3 separate regions of the Homo sapiens genome follow, and all the other regions are linked to region 2. A link is a contact called in ENCODE Hi-C or POLR2A ChIA-PET data. All regions are on one chromosome and are shown on one strand. The core of a region is the stretch at or near the end of the contact, and the rest is flanking DNA. Distances in the headings are between cores, read along the strand shown. Region 1 overlaps ENPP6 (ectonucleotide pyrophosphatase/phosphodiesterase 6). Region 2 overlaps STOX2 (storkhead box 2). Region 3 has its middle 62 kb from the start of STOX2.

What was found. Hi-C counts contacts between places; a loop is a spot of excess contacts on that map. ChIA-PET counts read pairs that join two places held with the same protein, here RNA polymerase II (POLR2A). Pooled maps may share reads with other maps.
Region 1: a loop to region 2 is called in a pooled map, with 2.1 times the contacts of the local background. The contact joins two enhancer-like sites. A Hi-C loop is called at or near these places in 1 of 37 single-sample maps with no recorded cell type and 2 of 50 pooled maps. POLR2A ChIA-PET finds 5 or more read pairs at or near these places in 3 of 52 experiments (IMR-90, OCI-LY7 and Panc1).
Region 3: a map of IMR-90 shows a loop between it and region 2 (2.4-fold over the local background). The contact joins two enhancer-like sites. A Hi-C loop is called at or near these places in 3 of 168 maps with a recorded cell type or tissue (IMR-90, Right ventricle myocardium inferior and prostate gland) and 4 of 50 pooled maps. POLR2A ChIA-PET finds 5 or more read pairs at or near these places in 1 of 52 experiments (BJ).

Annotation. Positions count from the first base shown.
Region 1 is chr4:184,165,937-184,170,087 of GRCh38, reverse strand. All of the region lies in intron 1 of ENPP6 (ectonucleotide pyrophosphatase/phosphodiesterase 6), which reads left to right. Among named protein-coding and RNA genes, the nearest start is that of ENPP6, 50 kb to the left of the region's middle. RefSeq lists enhancers at 1,205-1,254, 1,395-1,444, 1,905-2,676. Within about 2 kb of position 1,532, at least 2 of the 41 ENCODE cell types and tissues checked have a DNase peak (open chromatin) inside an H3K27ac peak, as active enhancers do.
Region 2 is chr4:184,014,912-184,018,950 of GRCh38, reverse strand. It overlaps STOX2 (storkhead box 2), which reads right to left. Exons shown (of 4, transcript NM_020225.3): 4 at 1-1,862. The coding sequence ends at 1,667. Among named protein-coding and RNA genes, the nearest start is that of STOX2, 110 kb to the right of the region's middle. RefSeq lists an enhancer at 1,264-1,763. Within about 2 kb of position 1,655, at least 4 of the 41 ENCODE cell types and tissues checked have a DNase peak (open chromatin) inside an H3K27ac peak, as active enhancers do.
Region 3 is chr4:183,841,571-183,845,156 of GRCh38, reverse strand. It overlaps a transcript of STOX2 not described here. Among named protein-coding and RNA genes, the nearest start is that of STOX2, 62 kb to the left of the region's middle. Within about 2 kb of position 1,601, at least 3 of the 41 ENCODE cell types and tissues checked have a DNase peak (open chromatin) inside an H3K27ac peak, as active enhancers do.

The DNA.
Region 1 (4,151 bases), core at 283-2,782, 150 kb before region 2:
TCAATATGGACTGGGTATTGAATGATATTAAATAGTTATATTCATTTTGTTGGGTGTGATAACAAGAGTATGTTTTTTTAAAAGTACCTCAGTACTAGAGACAGGCACAGAAGTATTTATGACTTCAGATGGGATGTCTGGTATTTGCTTTAAAAATATTCCAGTGTGGGGAGGAAGACACAGGAAACCAGGGCGGAGCACTGTCCCGTGTTATCACACTGTTTTGTGCATTCGAATATTTTCATCATAGATAATTTTTAAACTAAATGTAAGCTCTTCGTGAGAGGTAAACGTAGGTAGTCATCACTTTTAACACAAAGTCGCTTGTGAGATTTGCCACCGGTGATTGGCCTTGGAGAAAGGGGCAAAGTCAGGCAGCTAAGGCCCAGTACTCAGAAGCCTCAACTGCGGCCTAGAGCCTTCATCTATAGTGGCTCTCAACTGGTGCCCTCCACAGCCAGGACCCTGCCCAGGAGCTGTGAGCTCAGAGGAGGAGGGCAAGGTGGCCAGAAACGTGATGACGGCAGAGAGAGGAGCCAGGGACAGGCAAAGGAAGCAAGTGACAGAAATCCCAGGCCTGCTGCTCCAGGCAGAGAGAGGGCTGCTGGCTCCTGCAAAAAGAAGCAGGGGTGAGGCAGGAGCCAGGAGAGCAGAACTCACCCTCCCCTGCTGCCCTCCCCGCGGCCCTGGCTGTAGCCCCAGCGTCTCTTCCTGGGGCCATGTCTTCACATGGGGACATTTCTTCCCAGCTCGGCCACCGAGAGGAATGGATTCCTCCAGCATGAAGAATCCTCCCGCCCAGCCTGGATCCTGGAGCCACGGTCACTGTGGCAGGAATGCGGCTCCTCGCTGGCCTGGCTAGGGCTGGATGCCACACTTTGCCCTCTCCCCAGAGCCAGAGAGGTTGGGTCACAGACGCTCCTGAATGGGCCATGCAGGGCGCAGGAGGAATTTCGCCTTTGGAGGAACAAAGGGGTGTTCAAAGTTAAACGTCCACTGCAGTGACCATTACAAATTGTGGTTTAAAAAAATCATAAACTCAACCAAAAGAGGAACTAAGAGAAGGAGGGAAAGAAAGGGCTGGGGTCAAGAATAATAAAATCCCAAATAAGAAGCACATATCCTAAAAGGGAAAATGAAACACAACAAGGGTTAGGAGGGTGGGGTGGGGGAATGAGGAAGCGGGGGGCACAGCACGAGACTCCCAGCCAGGACAGCCCAGGCAAGGCCCCGGCTCCAGGTTCAAGGCCCCGAGGCTCGCGTTTGCTGCAGCGCGTGGCCGCCTGCCCGCCGGCCCTGCCCGGGCTCTGCCTACATTCTCGGCATCTTCAGCACAGTCACAAGCAGCTGTCAGATTCCTGCGAATCCTGGGGGTGGCCTTCAAACCGGGAGAAGCAAACCCAGAATTCAAGGCTGGCCCAGCCTGGCGCCTCTCGGCGGACTACGGGGACGGCTGCGGGCGGTGGTGAAGACCGCAGCCGCCAGCAGAGGGCAGTGGCGGGCCAGCGTGGCCAGGCTCAGAGGGCTCGCTCCTTGCTGTCCGGAGCCCCGCGGGCAGTGTCTGCCTGTAACTTTCACCCCCGTGCAAAGCTTCCAGCTTCCTGTGCAAGGCAGATGCAACGTGGTGCTGCTTTTCTTTTCGTCAAGGGGATTTGAGACTTTTCCTCTGCAAATGGTCTGTAGATATCAAGTAAGAAATGGACTGTCCGGCCCCATCCCTCCCTAGAAGAGGATTTTTCAAAGTGCCATTTTTAAAAGTGGCCTTTTAAAAGGCCCATTTGATAGGATTGGCCTTTTCCGCGCCAGACATCGTGCGGAAGACATCGTGCCAAAGCTTTCCCTACCTGAAACCACTTAACTCTGAAAAAAGGTATGATTATCTCCATTTTTCAGAGGAGGAAACTGAGGATCAATAAAGTGGAATGAGTCGTGTGAGGTGGCTGGGATGGGATTTGAACTCTGGTTTGCTGGGCTCCAAAATTCCTTCCACTTAGGCCACATGGTTTTCACAGGTCCTCAGTTCCTGCCAGTTCTCATCCTACCTGTTCCTTCTGTTTTTAACTCAAAAATCTCCCCTATTCCCGTGGAGTCTACCGCTTGGACTGGGAAACTATCAGAAGGATGCAGCCCCCTTGAGTTGCTCTTTGATCCCTAAAGCAGATTATCTGTCAACAGCTTTTATGCAAAGAGCACCCAAGGAGGATTATAGACGTGAATCACTGAATGAGACCCAGTGTCTGCTCCCAGCACCATCTGTTGATATGCAGATCACCGGTGATCATTGATCAGGACAAACCAGCTGCGGCTGCTGTGAAGTTAACTCCTGAGACTTGAGAGGCTGCTCTCACTTCTCTATGGGCGCACCTGGCCCGAGGCCGTGAACTTGGGCAGGCCAGCATCATACCTACGTCACATATTCTAGCAATGACAAACAAAACTAACCAAGCTAGCAAAAATGAGCTTGCTTCCACTTGTTTCTTTCCCCCCAAAAAAGCGGGCGGGGGATGGTTGACTGATGGGTTCGTACTTGATTGAGCTGGTAACGTCCCTGATTAGTTCACACTCCTTAAGAGCTGGGTTCCATCATTCTCTATCAATTCCCGGCATTAAAAGTTGATCCACTAATATTCTGGTAACTAGTCTCTTCTGTTTGAAATCATCACTCATTGGCCATTCTAAGTTCTACTCCAGTTGAAAAGCTTGATCCCACTTTGGGAGGCCAAGGGGGGCGGATCACCTGAAGTCAGTAGTTTGAGACCAGCCTGGCCAACATGGTGAAAGCTGTCTCTACTAAAACTACAAAAATTAGCCGGGCATGGTGGTGGATGCCTGTAATCTCAACTACTCGGGAGACTGAGGCAGGAGAATAGCTTGAACCCAGGAGAAGGAGGTTGCAGTGAGCCGAGATCGCACCACTGCACTCCAGCCTGGGCACCAGAGTGAGACTCTGTCTCAAAAAATAAAGAAAGAAAAGCTATCCTAAATGTGCTTTTTTTTACTGAGTTAAATTTCCTATCCTTACCTCCCAACCCCTGCCCCAGGCACAGGTGGGGCAGCTGCGGGATGAGTGCAGTGTCTCTGCCCATGGCATGAGGAGAATTTCTGTCCTGGGTCAAGACACGGAAAGAGACATAAAAGGGGTACTCCCACCACCTGCAGGCGGAGCCTGGTTTTTGCCAAAGTAGCCACCTACTAGTGTGAGGAACGCAGCCAACCTGGTCACTGGGGAGAGGAGGGAGCACAGTGGGTGGGAAAAGGAAGCTTTATCACGAGCCAGAAGACGGAGGTGCTTCAGGATGGAGATGTTGGCTGACTTTCCTGTATGGAGGTAGACATGCCCCAAGTAAGAAGCTCCTCCCTCCAAATATCATCTACCATCTTTTGAGAAGCCTCTGTAAGAACTCAATAAAATGGGAGTGTGCCTCAAAAGAGATTTCATTTTCAATGCAGTAATTAATTATTGCTCTTTTCCAACTTTGCACAGCGGTGAAGATGAATTGGATTGTCAGGAAATTTCTTTGAGCTTTGTTAAAAATTAGCTTTCTAAAAGTAAAAAGTGTTTAAGTCAAAACTTCAGGGCTCACATTTTTGTCCTTATGCAGGAAAATTATTTTTGTTTCCTTTTCTGTATTCTGCTTGTTAAATAATTGCACCAAGCTGGCAGGCGCTGCAGAAACATAAAGCAATGCATTTATTTTTAAGTCCAATGACCTCAAAACAATGAGTGTGAATGTTCCTAATCAAAGATGTCTCCTCTTTTGGGGTTATTTTTGTTGCAGTCCCTACACTTCACACTATAATCAAAGCCCATTATCTCAGCCTTACAATATTTGTGTCTCAGAATCTAACGATGACTGTGTCTGGCACATACATCAGGAGTTGCTTTTAAAGATGTGCAAATTGTGAGCTTTGCTTTCACCTCAATCTTGCATATTTCATTGGAAACCACTTCTTTAACATCCAAAGTGTGTCTTTGAACACATTAAAAAAATAAAATGGATTTCCCAACAGAGGTTATCTGCAAGGCAAATTTCAATTTTTAAGTTAGTTACTTTGAGCAATGCATTGTTAATTCTTTCAAGTCTCTTGGGTATAAAGTAGTTATATGAAAGTTCACTAATCTAAGCAGGGTCTAAACTAATCTTTACACC
Region 2 (4,039 bases), core at 406-2,905:
TTCTAGATTTATTTTGGGATATATATATTTTATGGTGTATGGCTCCCAACAGCACATGCCACTGAACTAAATAAAACTTTATGTCAGAACACTTACTTGTGTCATATGTAACCCTTTTGCAAATAATATTCCATTACTACAGATCTGTCCCACTGTTCTCAGAAAATAAAACATGGGAACGTTGGAATGTCTCCTTGCTATAAGATGAAATTATTGGTCATCCCTTTGCTGCTGGGTCTTCTTTGTGTTCAACATGACATTGTAAACCAAAGCAAAATGTTAACAAACCATTTGGAAATAAGTTGGTCTAATTAACTACACATCCAGCTAAAAACGCCTCCTGAAATTGGTTACAAAGTATCTGTAAACATTACTCTGGCATAGTTCATGTATGCATAATTGTTATTCTGATAAATTTTAGGGGAGTACAAATTCGGATTATACCGCACTAGCAGAATGAGCACATTCTGTTGTTTATTACATGGGCACATGTATATTTCTAATCAAAAATTATTTTAAAAGTTTTCTCTATACATATCTTCCCAGGAATAAAAGGCCTGAAGTTCAACACTCCCTAAATTTGCTCTTTCCTACAACCACTAAAAATTATCTCCCACAGCCTAATTTAGGCATTCTATTTAAAACTACATAAAATAGATTTATGTCCTTCCATTAGAAAGAATAACATCCTCAGGCCCTACTCTTCATTTGTATCACAAAGAACATTTTGCTTTTAAACAAACTAATTATTGTATCTATTAGAGTAAGATAGGGTCATCCTAAGTATCACAAGGAGGAAATTCTCTTCCTTCAATATTTGAGTAACACCTTTTACAAGTCCACATCACCTTTTCAATCACCTAATGCTGTGCCCCAGCCAGACTGGAAATTGCTTTCCTTTGTCCACTTCAGATTCAAAGGCCTATATTCCTGTTTGTGATCACGGAAGGTTAAAAAAATCAGACAAGCATCTGTGACACTTCAAAACAAAACCCTGAAAACATTCACTCCCAGTGATCTCCATTGCGACCCCTTCTCACACACTTCCATGGGCTCCTGCAAAATAGTGTCACGAAAACTCACAGTGAAAAATGACTGGTGCATAAACAATTCACACACAAAGGGCCGGGGTCCCTTCTAGTTAGTTTGGCATCTATTTCCCTCAAGGTGGACCCTTGCATTTGACATTTCGTGGTAGCTTAGTTTTGTTTTTTGTTTTTTTTTTTTAAATTTTTTTTGTTTTGTTTTGTTTTTTTTTTTTTGGAAGTGTCAAGGATCAGTTCTGTGGCACCGTTTAACCACAGACTGGGAGCAACACGCATCTGTGGCATTTTAAAATGGAATTGGCAACTGCATGACATTGAAAATGCGTATTACACTTACAGTGTCTAGACTTTCCTATGTGTGCTCAGATACAATTAGTGAAGCAAAAGTATACATATCACCCCTACTGTTACTCAGTTGCTACAGAGCCATAAATGTGAAAAGCAATACTCTGAAATAAAGATTTTTTGTTTTTTTGCCCTAGCCCTACTTAGCAGCACAGTTTAAGTAAACACAAAAACTGTGGTTGAGATGCTTGTCTTTCCAAAGATGTAAACATCAGTCCCAGTGTCGTAAACTTTGCTGTATCGAATGAGACAGAAGATCTGAGGCAGAAGGACAATCACACGCTAGTAACAGAAGCTTGCAAGCAGTTGGAAGGTTTCTGTAGCTTCTCAGCTTCATTTGTCGGGGGCTCCGCGCTCGCTCGGAAGTTGAAGGCTGGACCAGCTCCACCATGGGCCGGGCTCAAAGCGGGGTTCTGACGACGGTTACTTTCAACAATGCTTGATGTGTTGGAAGCCAGGCTCTCCCGAGTACTAAAAGAGCAAAAAGGGTTTGTTTTGTTTTGTTTGGAACATAAATAATTATAAATTGAGCCCCAGAGGAAGAGCAAATGATGTCGTTAATGGATTTCCTCTGTTGGTTCATAATGTCATATCAATATACATCTCGACTGATTATTCACATCTGCCTCTCCACCACTGGCTCCAGAAGCTTCCACAGACATGTAATAATCAGCAGCACACTCAGTGAATAAAGGGTTTTTAAATAGCTAAATGCACTTTGAAATGTCTTCTCCTTTTTTTCACACTCAACGAAACGACTTCAAAATTTGAGGTGATAGCTAGCTATCACAGTGGTTTTTAAAACAGATACTCATAAATACACCTAAGTCATGATTTCATTTCAGGCTGGAAATTCACTGGCATAGCCGCTCCTGAACACACTCGATAATTTTATCCTAATGATTCCATTTTCATTCTGGATTAGCAGATTTCGACTGTGGGGGACTTGAGCATGCCCTTTTTTGGGGGACCCTGGGCATTTGCCGCAAAGATGGGAATAAAATTCACTTTAAACGTTTTATTCCACTGTTTCAAAATTTAACACTTTAGTTAAAATACATTATATTTTCGATAAAGGAACTTCGATTTTTTTTTCCCATTCATTTGTTAAGTTTCCACTCATTTCTGCCCCACTTCGGCAGGATTGTTTTTGTTTGGATTTTTTGTTTTTGTTTTTGTTTTGTTTTGTTTTGTTTTTGGAGTCAAGGTCTTGCTCTGTCCCCCAGGCTGGAGTGCAGTGGTGTGATCTCAGCTCACTGCAACCTCTGCCTCCCAGGCTGAAGCAATCCTCCTACCTCAGTCTCCCGAGTAGCTGGGACCACAGACATGTGCCACCACACCCGGCTAATTTTCGTGTTTTTAGTAGAGACTGGGTTTCCCCATGCTGCCCAGGCTGGTCTCGAACTCCTGAGTGCAAGCAATCCGCCCGCCTTGGCCTCCCAAAATGCTGGGATTATACGTGAAGTATTTTCTTTTTAAAATAATTCGTATAGAATACAGGTGATTTAAAAGCTGTATTATTTTGCTCTCTCTTTTACTTTTTCTAAGTTAGAAACACTTGAATCTATTTCATTGCTTTAAGATATTTAGAACATTTAAGATTTCAAATGTATAGGGCAATGGCAGAAATAAGATGACTGGGCCAGATTGAGAAGAACTGAGTAGCTTTCCTGTGCCAGGGCCTCAATGTGGCTACAAGAAATGTATCAGCTACAGAGATTGAGGAAGCCAGAAGCATTCTCAAAACATCCACTGCATGAGGCAGAGTCAACATTTAGGAAATAGTCTCTGAGAGTTGGTCCCCACAACTGACTTAAGCCTGCTAGAGCTAGTTAACAAGTCAAACTACTACAGCGAAGACATCCTCTCCTCTCTTTCATTCCCATCCTCGGCTGATAGCATCTTTGAATCCTGTACTCTGACAGCCCTTTCCAACAGGTTATTTAAGCCTAACTCCTTGTGGCTTTGAGTTTGCTTCTCACCAAGAAGCCAAGAGTTAATTGTTTAAAAGGCAGTTTGTTCACTGACAACCAAAAAAACAAACAAACAAACAAACAAACCCTCGGACTTTCTTGAATGTCGAGGGTACCTCCAGAAAGGTAATCCATTTATAGGGAGAAGTCAAGTTTTTCATTATGCTTATGGTAAATCTGAGCATACCTAAAAGACACTCCAAAATGTCATCACTAAAAGGGAAAGTGTGAGACTTGCCTACATGACGTCTCCCCCAGGAAAACTCACCAGTGGCTTTGCCAGAGCTACCACTGAGGCATGGAGCAGGTGGAGGAAGAGGAGGGTCAGGAAAGATGCAAAACCCCAAAGATTTCAAGACACATTCCTTTGGTTTTGTTCTTAATCACTAAAGTAACTTTTTACAGTATCTGACTTCCTCATCTCTAAAATATAGAGAGTTATGATGGGATGTACCTACTCCTAGGGTGACTGTGAAGAAGAAGTAAGCATCAAGGAAGAATCTGTACACTAATAAGGTAGAAAATGTGGATTATTTCATTGTATACCTAGCATATAATGAAATAAATAGTGACTGTGGGTTCGCTTCAGAATCCATGTATTACGAATGACGTATTTTCTATGGGAAAATACATTTTAAGGTCCAAAGGATTCACTCTTAAACCAGCTTTCAAGGG
Region 3 (3,586 bases), core at 352-2,851, 170 kb after region 2:
ACGTATTACTGTCTATTTTGTATTTACCTATGGTGGACATTTCTTATCTCTCCTTTTTAAACTATTATAGAGCCATCTCTACAGTTTGGAAAGGTCACCTGATTGGGAATCTAAGGAACTGTGCTACAGGCAGCCTTGGGGAGACTATTATGTTTTCTATGTTTTAGTTTCATCATGAATGAAATGGAACCAACATCTGCTTCATGAGATTCTTATGAGGATGTAATGATGTCATTTGTAATCTGTAAAGCACTGTGCACATGTGAAATAACATTTTAGCCTTGGGGTCAGAGTCCATGTTTTAGTCAACTTTGTATGTCTAACAAATTACTCAAGACATAGTAGGCGAGGTGCTCAATACACTTTTGTAAAATGAATGAACATGCTAACTCCTTGGTGAGATGAAGCTGAATCATTTAAACCAATCTACACGCATTTTCATTAATAATCTTACAGTCCTACCTACAGTCTCTCCCAGAGGTAAATAATGAAAGAACTTTTTAATAACTGCAATTAAATGACCCACCTTGAGTTTTAACACAATCAATGGCTTATTTTATTACTAACATGACTTTTTTGATATCCCTGAGGTAAAAATTCTCTGTACTCAGGGCTATTTTTTCACAATTCACACAATTTGACAACCAAATTGTCAAAAGTAAGAGAAAAAGAGGTGACTCCATTTAGTAAAGCAAAACAATACCCTGCTTTTATTTTTAAAATATTTTTAATATAAAAGGATTGTTTGAGTGAGTAAAACTGATAATTTTATAGTAAAATAAATCAATGCTCACCATGGTTTCACTCAGCTACAAATGTCAGGCAACCTAAAGAGAGAAATGAGTTCTCAGGTTTTTTTTCTAGGAAAACAATTGTTGCTTTCCTGAAGACATTTTTCAGTACCAAAATATTCAACCGGAACATGGGAACTCTCCAAGACAGTGTTAAGGGTTGGAGGAAGAAAATGACTGCCATCCTCATATCTACTTGCAATGGGGTGTCCCTTTTTCAGAGATTTATATTCCAGAATACCAACAAATACAAATTCACCAAATTGAATAATAATTTTGTTTTTTTAAGAAACAATTATTAGATTGCTTTTAAAAAGATTAGAAATTCGGATTGGGTAGAAGAACACTGGGAGTAGATGCAATTAAATAAGTAACATTAAAGAAAAGTAAACATAATTTATTTTCAGAATTTTACACCTACACTACATAAACTATGATTTACGTATAAAAAATTAAGTAAGTAAAAGCAAAAGTACAGAACTGTGGGTCAACTATAATTACAATTATTATAAGATACAGTGACGTATGAAGAAAAGAACATGGATTATGGAATTAAAGATGAGTTTCTCATCCTTTTGAAATGTTCTTTCATGGTATTACCTTTATAATAACTAAAACTCAAAGAAGAAAAAGAGCCGAGAGTATCTTTTTGCTAAAATCAGAAAAAATCAAAACAATATTTCATCATATGTGAAAATTATATGGAATCCAAATTTTGGCATGCACAGAGCTTTACTGGAACACAGCCACGCTCATGCGATTTCCATAATGTCCCTGGCTGCTTTTGTGCCACGGCAGCAGAGCTGAGTAGTGGTGACAGAGACCATATGGCCCCACAGTCGAAAGCATACACTATCTAGCCCTCTGTGGAAAAAGTTTGCCAACTCCTGATCTAAAGTTCAGTGCCCAGGAAGGTACACAATGTTTCTGTCTACATTTGTGGCTGAACAAGTCTAAAAATTGAGTGGAAATATTTAGTACTTAAGCATAAAAATGATTTCATCTTCTATTTTGGTGTTTTTCACACTGAGTTCTGCGGAGTCCTACGGGTCAGGGTGACGTCTCTGTGTGAACTGTGTGGCCAAGGTTCTGAGATTCTTCTCCCTCCTCCCAAAAAGAGTCATTCTGCTTTTATCCTTGCAGATTGGGATACCACCTGCAATTTTATTTTAAAAACATTTTTCTTTTTCTTTTTCTTTTTCTTTTTTTTTTTTTTTTGAGATGGAGTCTCGCTCTGTCTCTCAGGGTGGAGTACGGTGGCGCGATCTTGGCTCGCTGCAACCTCTGCCTCCTGGGTTCAAGCAATTCTCTGCCTCAGTCTCCCGAGTAGCTGGGATTACAGGCACCTGCCACCATGCTTGGCTGATTTTTGTATTTTTTAGTAGAGATGGGGTTTCGCCATCTTGGCTAGGCTGGTCTTGAACTCCTGACCTTGTGATCCACCCGCCTTGGCCTCCCAAAGTGCTGGGATCACAGGCGTGAGCCACCACACCCGGCCTGAATAACATTTTTATTTCAAAAAAAAAAAAAAAGAATTTAAAACTCACTGTGACCTATTTTATCTATGAGAGATGACTGCAGTGTCAAGCAAGTTTCAAAGGCCATATATGAAAAGGAACCATTATGAACCTAAAACCACACAAAACCGGACTGAAAACCAATCAGCCCTATTTGCTGAGCACTATGTCGTGAAATGAAACATAGGCAGCCAACATGGTGTATGAGGACTTCAGTTTTCTCACAGAGCACTTTCCTCCACCACAGCTTAACCCCATGTGCACACGGCCCTGCTGTATACTTTATTAAATATATAAAATTACAGAGCAATTTGATTCACATTCCTGTATTATTGCCACACATCCATTTTCCTGGGGTTAGCGAAATCAAAAACTAAAGAAACTACAAACAGGGTGGCAGAGTACCTATAATTTATTTTTATAACTAATGAGCCATTAACAGGTACTTGAGGAGGTAATTAAAGGGAAATTGATAGGAGCTGACTGTGAGGCTTGAAGTTTTCATGTTTGCTTTTTTAGTAAAGCAATAGTCTTCTATACTCCATTCAAAGCATCTGAAAAATGAGTTTAGCCACGTCGTATGGAACTAGTAAACTGATATAGACTAGGTTCCATCTAAAAAAGCAGATCTAAGACATTCCTACAAAGACTGAGTTTTGCTGAATGCCTGGGGCAGCCAGTAAGAAGACTGGTCTCTTCAACACTCAAATCTGGAAAGGTGGTAAGAGCTACTAGGGAAATGAGGAATTACCTGTGTGATATTTTAATGAATATATGTGGCAATGAGCATGAAAGGATCAAGTGGCTTCATTATCCATCTAACTTTTCTTACAGGGATTATATGAGGAAATTCATTACTTAAGCCACACACTGGCAAGGACACAGCCCTTGCTGAAAGTAAGGCTGGTATTAATAATTCCACAGTCAAGTTTTTTTTTCCCATATAAATGACTCTTTCAAATTGTATGACTCTATGGGAAAATTAAATTCCCACCATAAGCATTTACCTTACCCACTATTTTCCAATATCTTGATTATGCAAAGCCAACTTAGTATTTGATTTCATCATTCATCCAATAAGAAATTCCTAAAATAAGAGTTGCTCTGTATAATCATCTGGCATGTATTTTGGAATGCCTTAATAAGCTGTGTATTTTTTTCTGTCTCTATTTTCTCAACTTCTTACCTATTCTAAAAAGTTGTTTTAAATGTTCAAAAATAGTGAGCAAGGCAACTTACAAATGAACCTCATTTTAAAATAAGAAGCAGGCTGAGCAC